Regions from separate parts of the Homo sapiens genome. Here region 2 is linked to region 1. The links are chromatin loops, found by intact Hi-C in ENCODE. Cell type or tissue: Calu3. All regions are shown on one strand.

What was found. Peaks named below come from ENCODE experiments on the same cell type or tissue, not always from the same donor. Only the 100,000 strongest peaks of a DNase experiment are listed, where the experiment ranks them.
Region 2: a loop joins it to region 1, with 3 times the contacts of the local background. A loop is called at or near these places in 8 of 110 quality-filtered maps.

What each region holds. Positions count from the first base shown.
Region 1 is chr7:14,688,268-14,696,267 of GRCh38, reverse strand. It overlaps DGKB (diacylglycerol kinase beta), which reads left to right. Exons shown (of 26, transcript NM_001350709.2): 9 at 2,074-2,193. Among named protein-coding and RNA genes, the nearest start is that of DGKB, 210 kb to the left of the region's middle. In Calu3, a CTCF peak has its summit at 4,464 (motif pointing right); a DNase peak (open chromatin) is centred at 4,467.
Region 2 is chr7:14,453,260-14,461,259 of GRCh38, reverse strand. The region is part of intron 21 of DGKB (diacylglycerol kinase beta); the gene reads left to right. Among named protein-coding and RNA genes, the nearest start is that of DGKB, 450 kb to the left of the region's middle. In Calu3, a CTCF peak has its summit at 3,260 (motif pointing right); a DNase peak (open chromatin) is centred at 3,259.

The DNA of each region.
Region 1 (8,000 bases):
CCCGCCTCGGCCTCCCAAAGTGCTGGGATTACAGGCGTGAGCCACCGCGCCCGGCCTCCATTCAGGTTTCTAAACAGCGGGCACTAACACTTCTCAACAAAAGCATTTTTGGTGTGTGTGTTGGGGGGTGTGTTTGTAGATTTGAGAAAAAGGACATCAGGATGCTAGGAGGAAGGGGAAAGCTGGTGGCTGAGTAGTCTTTCTACAACAAATACCTAGTGTATTTGTCAGATTATTGAATGGAGAATACAAGTAATAAACTATAGCATTATTTGACATGTGTGTTACTGATAAGTCTGCTACTATTCCAGGGAGCTGAAATGGTACAAAGTTGTACATTATGTCTGCTGTCATGGGAACTGCCTTGTCATCTTGCCTAAGGCTTCAGTAGTTCTCATTGTAAACAAATGTACACATCAGCAGGCTTCTCATAGGTTTGCATATATAAATAAAGAGAAATGGGCCGGGCTCGGTGGCTCAAGCCTGTAATCCGAGCACTTTGGGAGGCCGAGGCAGGTGGATCATGAGGTCAGGAGATTGAGGCCAACCTGGCTAACATGGTGAAACCCTGTGTCTACTAAAAATACACACACAAAAAAAATCAGCCGGGCGTAGTGGCGGACGCCTGTAGTCCCAGCTACTCGGGAGGCTGAGGCAGGAGAATGGCGTGAACCCAGGAGGCGGAGCTTGCTATGAGCCCAGATTGCGCCACAGCACTCCAGCCTGGGCGACAGAGTGAGACTCCATCTCAAAAAAAAAAAAAAAAAAAAAAAGAGAGAGAGAGAGAGAAATGAACATTTGAGGTTGATTACAATAGTAGTAGGGAAGACTGGAGCGTCCCTAGAAGTTTTTATCAAATTAACTCAGGCTCTACACTCAGTTCAATCTTATTTTTTTATGAGGCCCATGGGATTTGAGACACGGTCAGAGGATGGCTTTAACATGAGATTTATTAGGTACAAAAAGGAAAGCATCACCCATCTGAAACAAATGTCATTGTTTTATTTCTCTTATGATTGATACATTTCTACTAATTCATCAGCAAGCTCTTGAGAGGCAAGAGGAGAAAAATAATCTAATTTTCAAATACAATACTTCCTGAGTGAAGACACCAAGCACAAGAGTGTCTAGGCAGACAATACTTCTACCAACAAATCAAATATTTCATGCATTGCATCTTTTCCAATCTCTGTTCCAATGCTCTCTGCATTTCTCTTTTTTCCAAATTGATTAACATTTTTGTATTATATAAAGACGTGAGTTCCTTTCTTCATTAGAATTCTTACCATGTTTGCCATCTTGACGCCATTAGATGGGAAGTACTTTGCTTTCCCAGCAACCAAGGGTAATATGTTTGGAACTTATATATAATTTCCATTAATAATAGCACAAACAACACTATATGACTCTGACTCTGTATGCCAGGGGCTCGTCTGCTTATAATACGTTAGCTTATTTAATCCTCACAACAGCCCTTCTAGGTAAGTACTGATATTGCCACCATACCACAGAGAGGTAAATGTATTGCAAACAAACACTGCAGAGAACATTTTAAGACATTACGTGCAAGTCATCTTTAGAAACGAAGTTTAATTAAACTTGATTTGATCCTTTAACTTCTCGACTCTATTAAATTCTGATAGGCAATTAAAAGCAACTAAATTCCTTCGCCCCTTACTACTTAGCAAAGAATTATATGAGCTCTTTGCCATGAAGTTAATTTGTTCAGACATTTTCTGGCATATATATGAATCTAAAAAATAATATGAAGAAAGTAATTAAAGACCACTTTCACACTTATTAAAGATTCTTCTTGTTTTAGCTGTGCTGTTCATGGGAAAAATATTGAAAAGTTAAGCACTTATTTCTAAAAAGTGATCAGTGTTAAGTGGCCAGGTTTAGAAATGCTAACAAAGTCGCTCTTCATCAGTAATAGAATTAATGTTGTACTGAGTTAGCAAGACAGTTATCCCAACTCTCCACTTAGCTGTTAGTCACAATTTCATATGTTGTAGCCTATGAAATTTATTTTATTGGTTGACCACCAATTTTCCCTTATCTCCTCTACTCCAGATCCTCCATGAAATGATGGAAGAAATTGACTATGATCATGATGGAACCGTGTCTCTGGAGGAATGGATTCAAGGAGGAATGACAACGATTCCACTTCTTGTGCTCCTGGGCTTAGAAAATGTAAGCATTTCCACAGAGGAGGGTGGCCTGGTGGTGAGTCAGTGGGGCTCTCTATTACACATTTTGATTACAGATTGATGTGACCATTTTCTACCATTAAGCATGCAGTGAGTGCCTGGAACTTTTAATAAGTATGCCACGGTGCAATTTGACAGTAACTCCTTGTGTAGTAATACTTGCCACACACATATTGATTCACTCCAGGTATTACTTCAGGATTAAAAATATATTCTCTCTCTTTTGTTTTCCTCTGTTGAAGGTGCAATCTAGTGTTTTTAAGTTACTGACCTCCTCATATTATCTAAAGCAAGAGGCTCTCCAGTATTATTGTATTTTGCAGTTCTTTTGGTGCTTCATTATTTCAATGTTCCTCCTACCTATAAAGGTAATCTATTTTATTGAAAACTGATACTTGGAGGAGGCAGTTAAATATCTCCAGTGGTTTAAAGATTAGTGGTGCCAAAAGTCATTGCGTTTTCTGCCATTACCTTTAATGGCAGAAAACGCAATGACTTTTGCACCAACTTAAATAAACGTAAGTTTTTCCTGTATCAGCAGGAGCCAGGTTCTTATTCTATCGCCTGTCAAAAGTTTTCTTGGAGTAGTTCCTCTAGTTGCAATTAAATACCATTGTGAAGGAATAAAATAAATCAACCTAAGATGAGAATGTAATATAATAATGACTTTGAAAGCAAATCTTGCTGACCCAGACTTGAAGCAGATTTCAGTTATTTTTATTCTAAAAATCTGATGAAATCTATAGTGTATGCCAGATTTTTAAATTCAGCATTAATAGTTATGCAATAATTAGATATACTATGTATAGAATAACATGTCTACTTAATTTCAAAGAACATTAGGGGTGGAAAGAACAATGAAATTGTAATATTTAGAGTTTTAAGGTGTAAGACCATAGTATTCACCACTTTGCTGCCAAACCCAAAACTCTTCATACTTCTTATTACCAGCTGAAATATTTTTACAGATTCAAGACTATATCATAGTTATTCAAGACACCAAATTTTTAAAAGTCATTTCTCAAGATAACTTACTGTCTGTGTTTGTGAAACATATGAGTATATATAAAAATATGTTGGCACATATGGGTTTAGGAATATATAAATGGGCTTTAGGAATATACAAATGAGCTGAGGGTTAAGGAATATGTATAAGTTTAGGAAAAAATAATAGGTTTCAAGAGATTACTATTTGTTTTCTTTTTTACCTGGGTCTTCAAATTTCTTCTAAACTCAGTTGAAGCTTACCTTTCATGAGGCCCATGGGATCCAAGACATGGTCAGAGGATGGAAAACAATAAAATACTAATAAGTGATATATGGAAAGTTACCCTTAAACTAATTTATTTAAACAAAATATAATATATATATTATTGTTAATAAGTATGTAGTTCTACACTTAAAAATTTTGTGAAATAGTATTTTCTTGTACCTGAATTTCTTATACTACACATAACTGAGTATTTTTTTATAATACCATATTTAGCTCTATATTATCAATATTTATTTAATTGTTCATGTACCTTATGACAAAAACCATTATGTAAATCAGACTACTGGGAGAAAACAAAAGAAAAATTGACAAAATGTTGACATTTTAAGGTTTAATGTATACTTTATCCTGAAAAATTGTCAGATAACTTTAGTCAGGAAATTCCAATAATAATGATTCCCGAGAAGGACATTTTATGTTTGTAAAGCTAAACTTTGTATATTCTAAGCATCTATGTAAATTCTAGGATGAGAGAAGGAGGGAAGATGCAGGAATGAGCAAGTAAATCATCTGGTAGTCGAGGGTGAGATAGAAAAGTGCAGAAAGGGACAGTCAGTTGCCCGTATTTTAAATGTCACAAGAGATTTTTTGAAATGATGATTTTTTTTGGAAACTACTGCTGATATATTATTTATTATTTAATTTATAAATATAGATATTTGTGAAGTTATAAAAATTATCACAGGTAATAGAGTCCACAAATCTATATGATTTAACTCAAAGTATTTTAAACCAATATAATACCTCATTAGTTTCTAGTGTAGTATTATTTCAATTGTAAGGCAATTCTATGCATTTAATGTGCACTCTATTAACTGTACATAATTTACTTTTTAATAGTATTTGTAAACTTATTTTTTATGTTTTTAGTAAAAGGGAGTGTCTGGAGCTAAATAGGAGAAATCTAAGGTTTTATTATAGCTATCAGAGCTGTGTTCCAGAGTTGTGTTACCAGTGACGGCCGCTAGATGGCAGAGGCACCTTATTTAATCTCAAGAGACCACCTTAAATCTGAGACTAAATTCCGCCCCCCACCCCATCTCTGTAAAGAACAACTTTAAAAGAAGAAATTTCCCTTTTCTTTCATTTTTGTGAAAAAAGTAAGCCACCTACATTTTAAGCTGTCTTTTAATAAAATGTATAAGCCATATAATCATGTGTAATGATCACAAAATACAGCATCTATTTGTTAGAAAGAGCTGTTGAATTCTAAGGCATGGTAATTGTTTTAAAAAGCAAGAATGACACCAAGACAACTGAGTGATGAGAACCTTTTTTAGCAATTGAGATTTATTTCCTTTCTGTAGGCAGTTAATGTGTTACATTATTACCTGTAGAGAATTTGATCCATGAATCTATCCCCTCACCTTTGCTTATTTAATTGAAAATCTAGATACTGCAGTTTGAAGTTGGCCATTTGTTGTGAAGCTTGTCTTGTTAGGTTGTCCTATATGTTATTGTCTATTGTCAATTATGAGCTCGGGGAGTAGGTTCTAATTGATGGTGCATGTAAAATACCACAGTGTATTTGAAAGTGACTGTGGTGTCCTAGTCAAATTACACAGAAAAGGAAGTAGTCCTGGGAGAGTAATCTTCACTTCTAATGTAAGGCACAACATTTACGATTTCAATGCAATTTATTTTTCTCCAGCAACAGCAGTTTAAAAACTAGTCTATTTTAAAGAATATCTATTTTGGTACCAAAATCAGAAATGGAGTTGATGGGGACCAGATTCTATACCAAATAGCAGAGAGCAAGAGCCATATCTTTTCTCTTACAAGAGGCTCTACAAACTTTACAAAATACAAGATGAATGGGTCAGAAATGGTATAGAGTGTTAGTGTCTCTTAGATTTGAAGGAAAATTGAGAATTTGGATGGCTTTGTGATTCTGATTACCACAATGAAAATTTATACCTGAGACTTATTCATTCTTCCTTCAGAATTCATCTCATTGGAGAATTGTTTTTTAAAAAAATCCAATGTAATTAAAACACTTTTTTTGTTGAATAACTTTATATAGAGGTAAACTCTGTTCCAGTGATTGGAAACTGTCTGCAGAGGGAGAGATATTAAGTAATTTTGGCTATGGGGCCATAAGGTCTCCGCCTTAACTGCTAAACTCTGCTGTTCCAGCACAAATGCAATCGCAGAAATTATGTAAATGAACCACAAAAGCTATGTTTTAATAAAACTGCATGTGCAAAAACAGGTTGCTGGCCAGGTTTGACTCAGTGCCATAGTTTGCCAACCGCTGATCTGTTCTATCACTCATTTCTCAGATTAAAAAACAGAAAAAGTTTTAATTTATTTTAATTCATTTGGAAGAAAGGAATCTAATACCTTTTACTTGGCACAATCGGACAACCACAGCAAGACATGAGGACTAATAGACAGAAAGCATAGGAGCAGTGAACGTCATCAAATTGATCAGATAACAGACCTTAGCTCTGTTATTAACTAACTAGGTCATTTTTATACCAGGCAGTTGCTGTCTCCGGAAAAACGAGAAGTTAGCCAAGAAGAGAAGTTAGTGTTTCCTAATACTCTTTCAGTTTGAACATTTCCTTTTCCTGCATGAACAAGATAATTAATAAGGCTTCAATTTCTGAAATCTCTAACTTTGGATCGTCATTTAATTTTTTCAAGGAAAATTCCTGAATTTATATTATAGGGAAAAGAGAAATGTACATTTAAGCAGTAGACTAGCTTGAAATAGCGATACCTTAACTTGTTATTGTGGATTGTTGTACCCACATCTAGCCTGCATGGTTTCTGGATGGTTTATACTTTGGTCTCACTATATGTGTGCCAAAAATCCTGGTCTTCAATTCTTATAGGTCATTTAAACTTTGCCTTTGACTGAGATTGTTTAAGACACATTTTTTTCTTGACTCTCAGTAAAGTAATATGCAGTGTGTTCTCTGATGAAATTCCTGAGTGATGGAGAATAGAAGACTATGTATTATATTTTGGGAGCTGATGTTCAGCACATCGATTTTTAAAAGTTTTTAATTTGGTTAAGAGTTTTTGTTCTGCTGTCTATACTTTGCTCAATGTAGAAAGCAGTTACAAAACTAGATGAATGCAAAAATTCTTGAGATTCCAGATTGTGTCATTTAAGAAAAATGACTACGTGGTGTAACCTGCTGTTGATTTTGCATTTGAGCCTCAGGAATGACAGGTGACCTTACAATGTGTGGTCTGGAGATGAACAGTTGATGACAGCTCCACTCAGAATTTTAAAACTTTTCTCTGCATTCTCTTTGCCCAGGCCTAATAGAGCTCATCTTTTTGTCTAAAAGAGAAGTTTCGGCCGGGCGCGGTGGCTCACGCCTGTAATCCCAGCACTTTGGGAGGCCGAGGCGGGCGGATCACGAGGTCAGGTGATACCATCCTGGCTAACACGGTGAAACCCCGTCTCTACTAAAAATACAAAAAATTAGCCGGGCGCAGTGGGTGAAGGCAGGAGAATGGCACGAACCCGGGAGGCGGAGCTTGCAGTGAGCCGAGATCGCGCCACTGCCCTCCAGCCTGGGCGACAGAGCGAGACTCCTCTCAAAAAAAAAAAAAAAAAAAAAAAAATAAGAGGAGTTTCTGTCACATTGTCATAATTTTTTTTTTGGAGACCTTGGACAAAAAGTAAGGTAATTTAATGTTCTTTGTTATTTAATGAGTTGGAAGTAATTATTTGTAACATTAGCTCCTCTCTCTCTCTATATAAGTTAAGTCAGTTGAAACATAACTAGGTGTGGGGAGAGAAGCATGTGGGTTAGGACATCAATGAAATTTCTCCTTGAGGTCTTCTGAAAAAAAATTATTTATAGTAGCCCTAGTTCACTTGAACATTTTATGTGATCTTGGAAGTATTTATGGAAAAACTAAAACTTTAGAATCACTAGGATAAAGATTTTTATTTATGGAAAAACTAAAACTTTAGAATCACTAGGATAATGATTTTTATTTATGGAAAAACTAAAACTTTAGAATCACTAGGATAATAGGTTTTAAAAGTTCTGAAGAGCATTATTTCCTTTGAAACATCCCTTTGCCTTGTAGGCAACTAAGAGTTGGGGAAAATGTAAAGTTCCTTCTCAGCATGGAGTAGCCTAGGATTCATTAAGCATTTATCTGTCATAAACACGGACCTGAACAGCTTCATTACAATACACAGTGTTATGTCTGGTGATGAAAAAAGAGCACATTTTAATGAAATAAAGTGAAATTTTAGGTATCTTTCTCAATTATTTTGACTGAAAAATTGGGATGTTACACAACACAACCCAATGAGGGTGATAATATTTGCTGTTTATATAACACCCGTCTTCTGAGAAACCAAATTAACTTCACAGGTGTTGTATAATGAAACCTCACACCACGGCCTGGAAAAGGGAAGTGGGTATTTTCCTTTCATTCGAGAGGAAAATAGGAAGAAATAGGAAGAAAGGTGAAATGGCTTATTCACATTTTCATAGTAGGCTAGGAATCAAGCCTTTCTGGATGCCCTGCTTATTTTT
Region 2 (8,000 bases), 240 kb after region 1:
TTCTGCTCTCATCTTAGCTATTTCTTGTCTTCTGCTAGCTTTTGAATGTGTTTGCTCTTGCTGCTCCAGTGCTTTTAATTGTGATGTTAGGGTGTTGATTTTAGACCTTTCCTGCTCTTTCCTGTGGGCATTCAGTGCTATAAGTTTCCCTGTAAACAATGCTTTAGCTGAGTCCCAGAAATTCTGGTACATTGTGTCTTTGTTCTAATTGATTTCAAAGAAATTATTTATTTCTGCCTTAATTTGCTTTTTTACCCCGTACTCATTCAGGATCTGGTTGTTCAATTTCCCTGTAGTTGTGTAGTTTTGGGTGAGTTTCTTAATCATGAGTTTTAATTTGATTGCACTGTGGTCTGAGAGACTGTTATGATTTCCGTTCTTTTGCATGTGCTGAGGAATGTTTTACTTCCAATTATGTGGTCAGTTTTAGAATAAGTGTGATGTGGTGCTGAGAAGAATGTATTTCTGTTGATTTGGGGTGGAGAATTCTGTAGATGTCTATTAGGTCCACTTGGTCTGGAGCTGAGTTCAAGTCCTGAATACTCTTGTTAATTTCCTGTCTTGTTGATCTGTCTGATATTGACAGTGGGGTGTTCAAGTCTCCCATTATTATTGTGTGGGAGTCTAAGTCTCTTTGTAGGTCTCTAAGAGCTTGCTTTATGAATCTGCGTCCCCCTGTATTGGATGCATATATATTTAGGAGAGTTAGCTCTTCTTGGTGGATTGATTCCTTTACCATTATGTCATGCCCTTCTTTGTCTTTTTTTATCTTTGTTGATTTAAAGTCTGTTTTATCAGAGACTAGGATTGCAATCCCTGGTTTTTTTTTTCTTTGCTTTCCATTTGCTTGGTAAATCTTCCTCCATCCCTTTATTTTGAGCCTATGTGTGTCTTTGCATGTGAGGTGGGTCTCCTGAATACAGCACACCAATGGGTCTTGACTCTTTATCCAATTTGCCAGCCTGTGTCTTTTGATTAGGGCATTTCCCCCATTTACATTTAAGGTTAATATTGTTATGTGTGAATTTGATCCTGTCATGATAATGCTAGCTTGATATTTTGCCTGTTAGTTGATGCAGTTTCTTCATAGCATTGATGGTCTTTACAATTTGGTATGCTTTTGCATTGGCTGGTACCAGTTTTTCCTTTCCATATTTAGTGCTTTCTTCAGGAGCTCTTATAAGGCAGGCCTGGTGGTGACAAAATCTCTCAGCATTTGCTTGCCTGTAAAGTATTTTATTTCTCCTTCCCTTACGAAGCTTAGTTTGCCTGGATATGGAATTCTGGGTTGAAAATTCATTTCTTTAAGAATGTTGATTATTGGCCCCCCTCTCTCTTCTGGCTTGTAGGGTTTCTGCAGAGAGATCTGCTGTTAGTCTGATAGGGTTCCCTTTGTGGGTAACCTCACCTGTCTCTCTGGCTGCCCTTAACATTTTTTCCTTCATTTCAACCTTGGTGAATCTGAAGATTATGTGTCTTGGGGTTGCTCTTCTCAACGAGTATCTTTGTGGTGTTCTCCGTATTTCCTGAATTTGAATGTTGGCCTGTCTTGCTAGGTTGGTGAAGTTCTTCTGGATAATATCCTGAAGAGTGTTTTTCAACTTGGTCTCCCTGTCACTTTCATGTACACCATTCAAACGTAGGTTTGGTCTTTTTACATAGTCCCGCATTTCTTGGAGGCTTTGTTCATTCCTTTTCATTCTTTTTTCTCTAATCTTGTCTTCATGCTTTCTTTTGTTAAGTTGATCTTCAGTCTCTGATATCCTTTCTTCCACTTGATCAGTTCAACTACTGATACTTGCGTATGCTTCACGAAGTTCTTGTGCTGTGTTTTTCAGCTCCATCAGGTCATTTATGTTCTTCTCTAAACTGGTTATTTTAGTTAGCAATTCATCTAACCTTTTTTCAAGGTTCTTTGCTTCCTTGCATTGGGTTAGAACATGCTCTTCAGAGCCAGCAAGCAGGAAGGTTTAAGTTGCTGAAGCTGCACCCACAGCTACCCCTTCCCCCGGGTGCTCTGCTCCAGGGAGATTGGAGTTTTATCTACAAGCCTCTGACTAGGGCTGCTGCCTTTCTTTCAGAGATGCCTTGCCCAGAGAGGAGGAATTGAGAGAGGCAGTCTGGCTACAGCGGCTTTGCCAAGCTGCGGTGGGCTCTGTCCAGTTTGAACTTCCCAGTGGCTTTGTTTACACTGTGAGGGTAAAACCGCCTACTCAAGCTTCAGTAATGGCGGACGCCCCTCCCCCCACCAAGCTGGAGCATCCCAGGTTGACTTCAGACTGCTGTGCTGACAGCGAGAATTTCAAGCCAGTGGATCTTAGCTTGCTGGGCTCTGTGGGGATGGGATCCCCTGAGCTAAACCACTTGGCTCCCTGGCTTCAGCTCCCTTTCCAGGAGAGTGAACGGTTCTGTCTTGCTGGTATTCCAGGCGCCACCAGGGTATGAAAACAAATCCTGCAGCTAGCTCGTTGTCTGCCCAAACAAATGGCAGCCCAATTTTGTACTTGAAACCCATGGCCCTGGTGGTGTAGGCACTGGAGTGAATATCCTGGTGTGCAGGTTGCAAAGACTGTGGGAAAAGCTTAGTATCTGGGCCGGGATGCACCATCCCTCATGGCACAGTCCCTCAGGGCTTCCCTTGGCTATGGGAGGGAGTTCTCTGACCCCTTGTGCTTCCTGGGTGAGGCAACGCCCTACCCTGCTTCGGCTCACCCTCTGTGGGCTGCACCCACTGTCTAACCAGTCCAAATGAGAGGAGCTGGGTGCCTCAGTTGGAAATGCAGAAATCACCCACCTTCTGCATTGATTTCGCTGGGAGCTGCAGACAGGAGCTGTTCCTACTCAGCCATCTTGCCAGCCACCGCTGGGCACACTATATTATTAACGATTAGTTTTATCAGAGGTATTTATTCAGAATTTATTTAAATTTAAATTATTTAACTTATTTTATTTATTGTTACACTATTTTATCAGATGGTTCACTTATTATGTAGTCATAAGAATTTATTAAATTTTTAATTTAAATTTTAAAAGAAATTTGGGGATCTAATTTTATTGTGATCCTCACATAAATATTCAGGTGGTTAGAATACCTGAAATCGAATTAAAATTTAAATTTTTAGAAGGCTTCCCATAGATTCCTAATTCCAGAAAGAGAAAGAATCTTTAGAGCATCGTTTTTTTTAATCAAGGCTTGAAGATTCTTGATTTAAAGACGTTGAAGAATCTAACCAGCAGAGGGCGCTAGCCCACATGCACTCAGCCTTGCCGCACTTCCCGCAATCCAGAGAACACTGGATGAGTCCTTCCCTATTAAGCATACTGGCAAAGTCATTGTTTTGATTTGTGTTGCGTTGCCGGGACTTAGATTTTTTACACCAGTAGTCCTTCTCATGTAGATGTATACAATTCTTTTAACCAAGTGTAATTTGAGTTATATTTGAATGTCAGCCGGCATACTTGAGAGTCTGTTGTAAATGCTAAAATGTTAGCAATCTGTCATAGGAGGTCAAAGGGCATCTGTGTACCTTAGTCCAGCCTACTAATTAAGGAGCTTTTGATCCCATTTGATGAACAAGACAAGTTTTAATCTCACGTGGAAGGGACTTTGCTTCAGACCAACTAAAAGTCAAAGTGTTGATGTTCTTTCTTAATTGCAGCATTGGAAATTAAATAAATGCAAAATGTCTGAAATAATTTGCTAGTTGGAACTGAGATCAGTCTTTAAAAAAATCTTTTTTATTTATAAGTAATTCAGTTTAGAAATAATAGCTTTAATATAGCAATTAATAGCAAGAATATTATTTTTTAAAGTTTCCAAAATGCAAGCAATACTATATTTACTTTAAGAGCATTTTAACAAATCTTGTGTATTTTAGGTGCCTTTATTACCGTAATTTTAATAACTTTACCCAGTTAGATAAGAAAATAAGGAAACCAGTTTTAGCATGTGCCAGCTCTTTATTGTACAGAAATTAATGGCAGGTGTCCATTTTAGGTAATTACTTAATAATATCAACTAATTGTTAATAACGCAGTCCTTTTTACATACCCTCTTTACTAGTGCACTATGATATCATATTATTTTAACATGCGGCATACTTTTTAACTTGTGTACAATTAAATATATGATGTATCTGTGTGGTGACTGAAGACTTTATTTGACAAAGCTGATATGAAATATATTTGCTTCTTATCTCTTGAAAAGCAGTTAATGCTGTCATTTCTACTTTATGATTCAGCACAGTGAAAGTGTAGGAAACTGTTGAAAAACCTGTGGGAAGTTAATTTTAATGTGTAATAGTATGAGAGGGGTCCTATCTCTTTTCTTCATTCTGTAAAGCTTATAACAAAGATGATGATTATTTAAGCAAGTGACAAACTGTCCCACTGATAGGATACATTAATTTGCCTGCAAAGCTGTTCCTTGTCCTCTATAAGAAGGTGATAATTAGGTTTTCAGGTTAGAAAAAAATCATGTCAATTATGTAGATGCTTGTTAAAATATATTTAATTCTTTATATAAACTTGAAACAATTACAAATGGTAAAATATTTTTGTGTAAACTTTTAAGTGAATACAGCTAATATATCAAATTAATATTAAGTTAGCACAACTCTTGGGAAGACAAACAATTGGAAAAATAATGTAAGAAGTGATTAACTTCTCAGGTAAAGCATTAGGTTTTGCTAGAACATCTACCTAATAAAACATCACTTATTCATAGCATGATTTAATTTCTTCATTTGACCACACTGAGTGCAATTTCATCTTTGAAAAGTCACATAGGATTGTTTTGTGCAGGTATATTAACATCCTCAAATTCTAATGATGTTGAAAGCTTGAGTTACCACTAGGTACTGCCAATGATTATGTTTTTTAGCTTATATTATACAGAATTAACTTCACTCTACATCTGAGTGCCTAAAAGAGTACTACAGGTTCAGCAGCTCTTATGTGAAATGCTTGGGATCCTAACTATTTCAGATTTCAGACTTTTTTATATTTTGGGATATTTCCATATACATAATGAGGTATTTTGGTGATATGACCCAAGTCTATCACAAAACACAAAACTCACTTATGTTTCATATATACCTTATACACATAACCTGAAAATAATTTCATGCAATATTCTTAATAATATTGTGCATGGAACAGAGTTTGAGTTAAGTACTTACGTGTTGAATTTTCCACATGTGGCATCCCGTTGGCCCTCAAAAATTTTAGATTTTGTAACATTTCGGATTTTGGATTTTTGGATTAGAAATGCTAAACCTGTATACGGTGTATACATTTTAAATAGTGAAGGCACAAATTCAACAGTGAAGGCACAAATTTATAAACACAAAACACTAGTGACTTTTTAAAGGAAGACGCTTTCATTGCCTTGGAGTTGATTTTAGCCCGTTGTCTTAAAGTTCTTAAACCCAATCTTTTCTAGCTTTAAATAACCAAAGGTAATTTCCTCTTCTTAAAAATTTCAGGGTATTAAAAACTTTCTTATATCTATTTCCTGAACCAAGTTGAAGAATGTTCAGTGCACATTCATTTAAAATACCTTTAAATGTTCCGACTCAATTACTTTTAATAGAGTGGAGAATGTTTGCTGTTTCTCAGAGTGCACAGCCAGAAAGGTTGGGTTTTAGTTAGAAAACATAGAAAATTACTTCCTGTGCAAAGGTACTCTCTAGAGAAATATAAGTAACCAGAAAACCCTACTGAAGACCAGTATATGTACTGGAAATGTCATGTAATTTCTTTGCACTTGTTGTGAACAGAATAATGGCATAAATAATGTTATGGTAAGACATTGACAAGATAAAATAAAAAGAGATTTTTGTTGATAATATGCAAAAATGCCACATCTGTTTTTATTCATTCTGCACTTATTTCTTTGAGGGAGCATTTCTACAGCTGTGAAAACCTAGGGAGTTTTTTACAAAACAATTTTAACAAATGTTCATGATTCCACACCAATGAAATGCATTTTAATTCCATTCAGAATGTTCCAAGCTCTCTAGCAGATAACCAGTAATAAAATTCATATTGAAGTTATGTCTGTGATTTTTAACTTCACTGCTCAAATGGTATAAGCAAGTTTTCCTGGTTGTCATAAAGAAATACAGAGAATTCTAAACAGAGTTTATAGAAAATTAAAAAGTATATTGATGGTTGGGAAGTTCAAACGTGATATTGGGTTCCATAGATAACCAGGAGACACTTCTGATGTCATATGAAAAAGACAAACCTTCGGTTCTATCTGTGTCTGAATTCTACTTCTGCCTCTTACCAGTTCTGAAGCCTAGGGTAAATTATTTAGAATTTAGTAGCATCCATTTCATCACCTATGAGAGTAGAATAGTGATTCTTAGTTCTCAGGATTGTTATACTATTAAATTAAATTGAATAATACATGTCATGTTAGCTAGAGTAATACCATTTCTTTTGTTTTTATTCCCATCAGAATTTACTATCAAAACTATCATGTGACTCAAGTGTATGCAGGATATTGATGCTATAATGCAGGGGTCCAGTAACTCTCTGGGATTTACAAAGATGTGTCAGAAATATTAGGTGATTCTTAGAAAGTGAAAAATGGAGTTGAAAGTTCATTGAAAGCTTTATTATTTAAAAGTTAACGTGCATCTGATAGCAATCATATATGATTTCTATATAATGCAAAGATCGTGTCACATAATCACAAGAGCACAAAATTTAGATTTAAAAGCCATATTATAATTCCTGAACGTGGAAGCTACCTTTGTAAATTGGAATGGTTTTCTTAAGACAATCTCACAGAGTTACTGCAACTATTGAACATGAATGTTTGTAAAAACATAGGCTACTAAATAATTGCCTTAAAATGTGTTTGCAGTCAAAATCCTAGTCAATAAAAGAACATAGGTCTGCTAGAGACATACAGGAAATACCATAGAATTAAGTGATTTTTTAAAATAGGGAAGTATTTTCAAATTAGAAGTGGATCAATGGGTACAAAAATATACTTAGATAGATGGAATAAGTTGTAGTATTCAATACTACAGTAGGAAAAGTATAGTTAACAATAATGTGTGGTATATTTCAAAACAGGTAGAAGAGAAGAAGTGTAATGTTCTAACACTAGAAAAGTTGAATGTTTGAGGTGATGGATATTCCAATTAGGCTGACTTGATCATTACACATTATATACATGTCTCAAAATAGCACATGTATCTGCAATGTGTGTAACTATGATATATCAATAAGATATAATACAAAAATAATATTAATGAAACACTTCCAAGAAAACCCTTAATTGTACTCCCTTCAAAAAAGACAAAGCAAGATATACATACTTCCCACTGATAAGTAATAAGACAGATCAGGGGTCAGCAAACTATGGCCCATATGCCAGTTCTGGCCCTCTGCTTACTTTATAAAAGGAATGTTTTGTGGAACACAACCAAGGTCACTTGTTTTTCTGCTATCTTTGGCTGCATTTGAACTACAAGGGCAGAGCTGAGTTGTGACAGAGACCATATGATCCATATAGCCTAAATTATTTACTATCTGGGCCTTTACAAAGAAAGTTTACTACTCCTGTGATAGATGAAAAACTGTAGCTCTGAGAGAAAGTGTTCGAAAAATTACAGATAAATTTCAGAACAGATAAAAGGAGTAAAAACTTCATGTTCTGTCATACAGAGAACGATACAATGGAGATGGTTAGAAATGCAGTGAATGGGGAACTTAAGGAGACTTATTTTAAGTAGCATGGGAATTTTGAGCCTTGGTGGAGAAACTGAGATTCTCTGCAAAGTGTAATGCTTTCTAGTCCAGAACCATATGTGCTACACAAAATGCATGGAATAGAGACTCTGGAGCAAACTAGTCCCTTATCTGTGTCGATTTTGCTTATTTCTTTATTAGAAAAGGCAATATCTACCAGAACCACGTAACCGGATGCTTGAAATGGCTGTGGTGGTGACAAGAAATGACTGTGGTGGCTCTGGAACCTG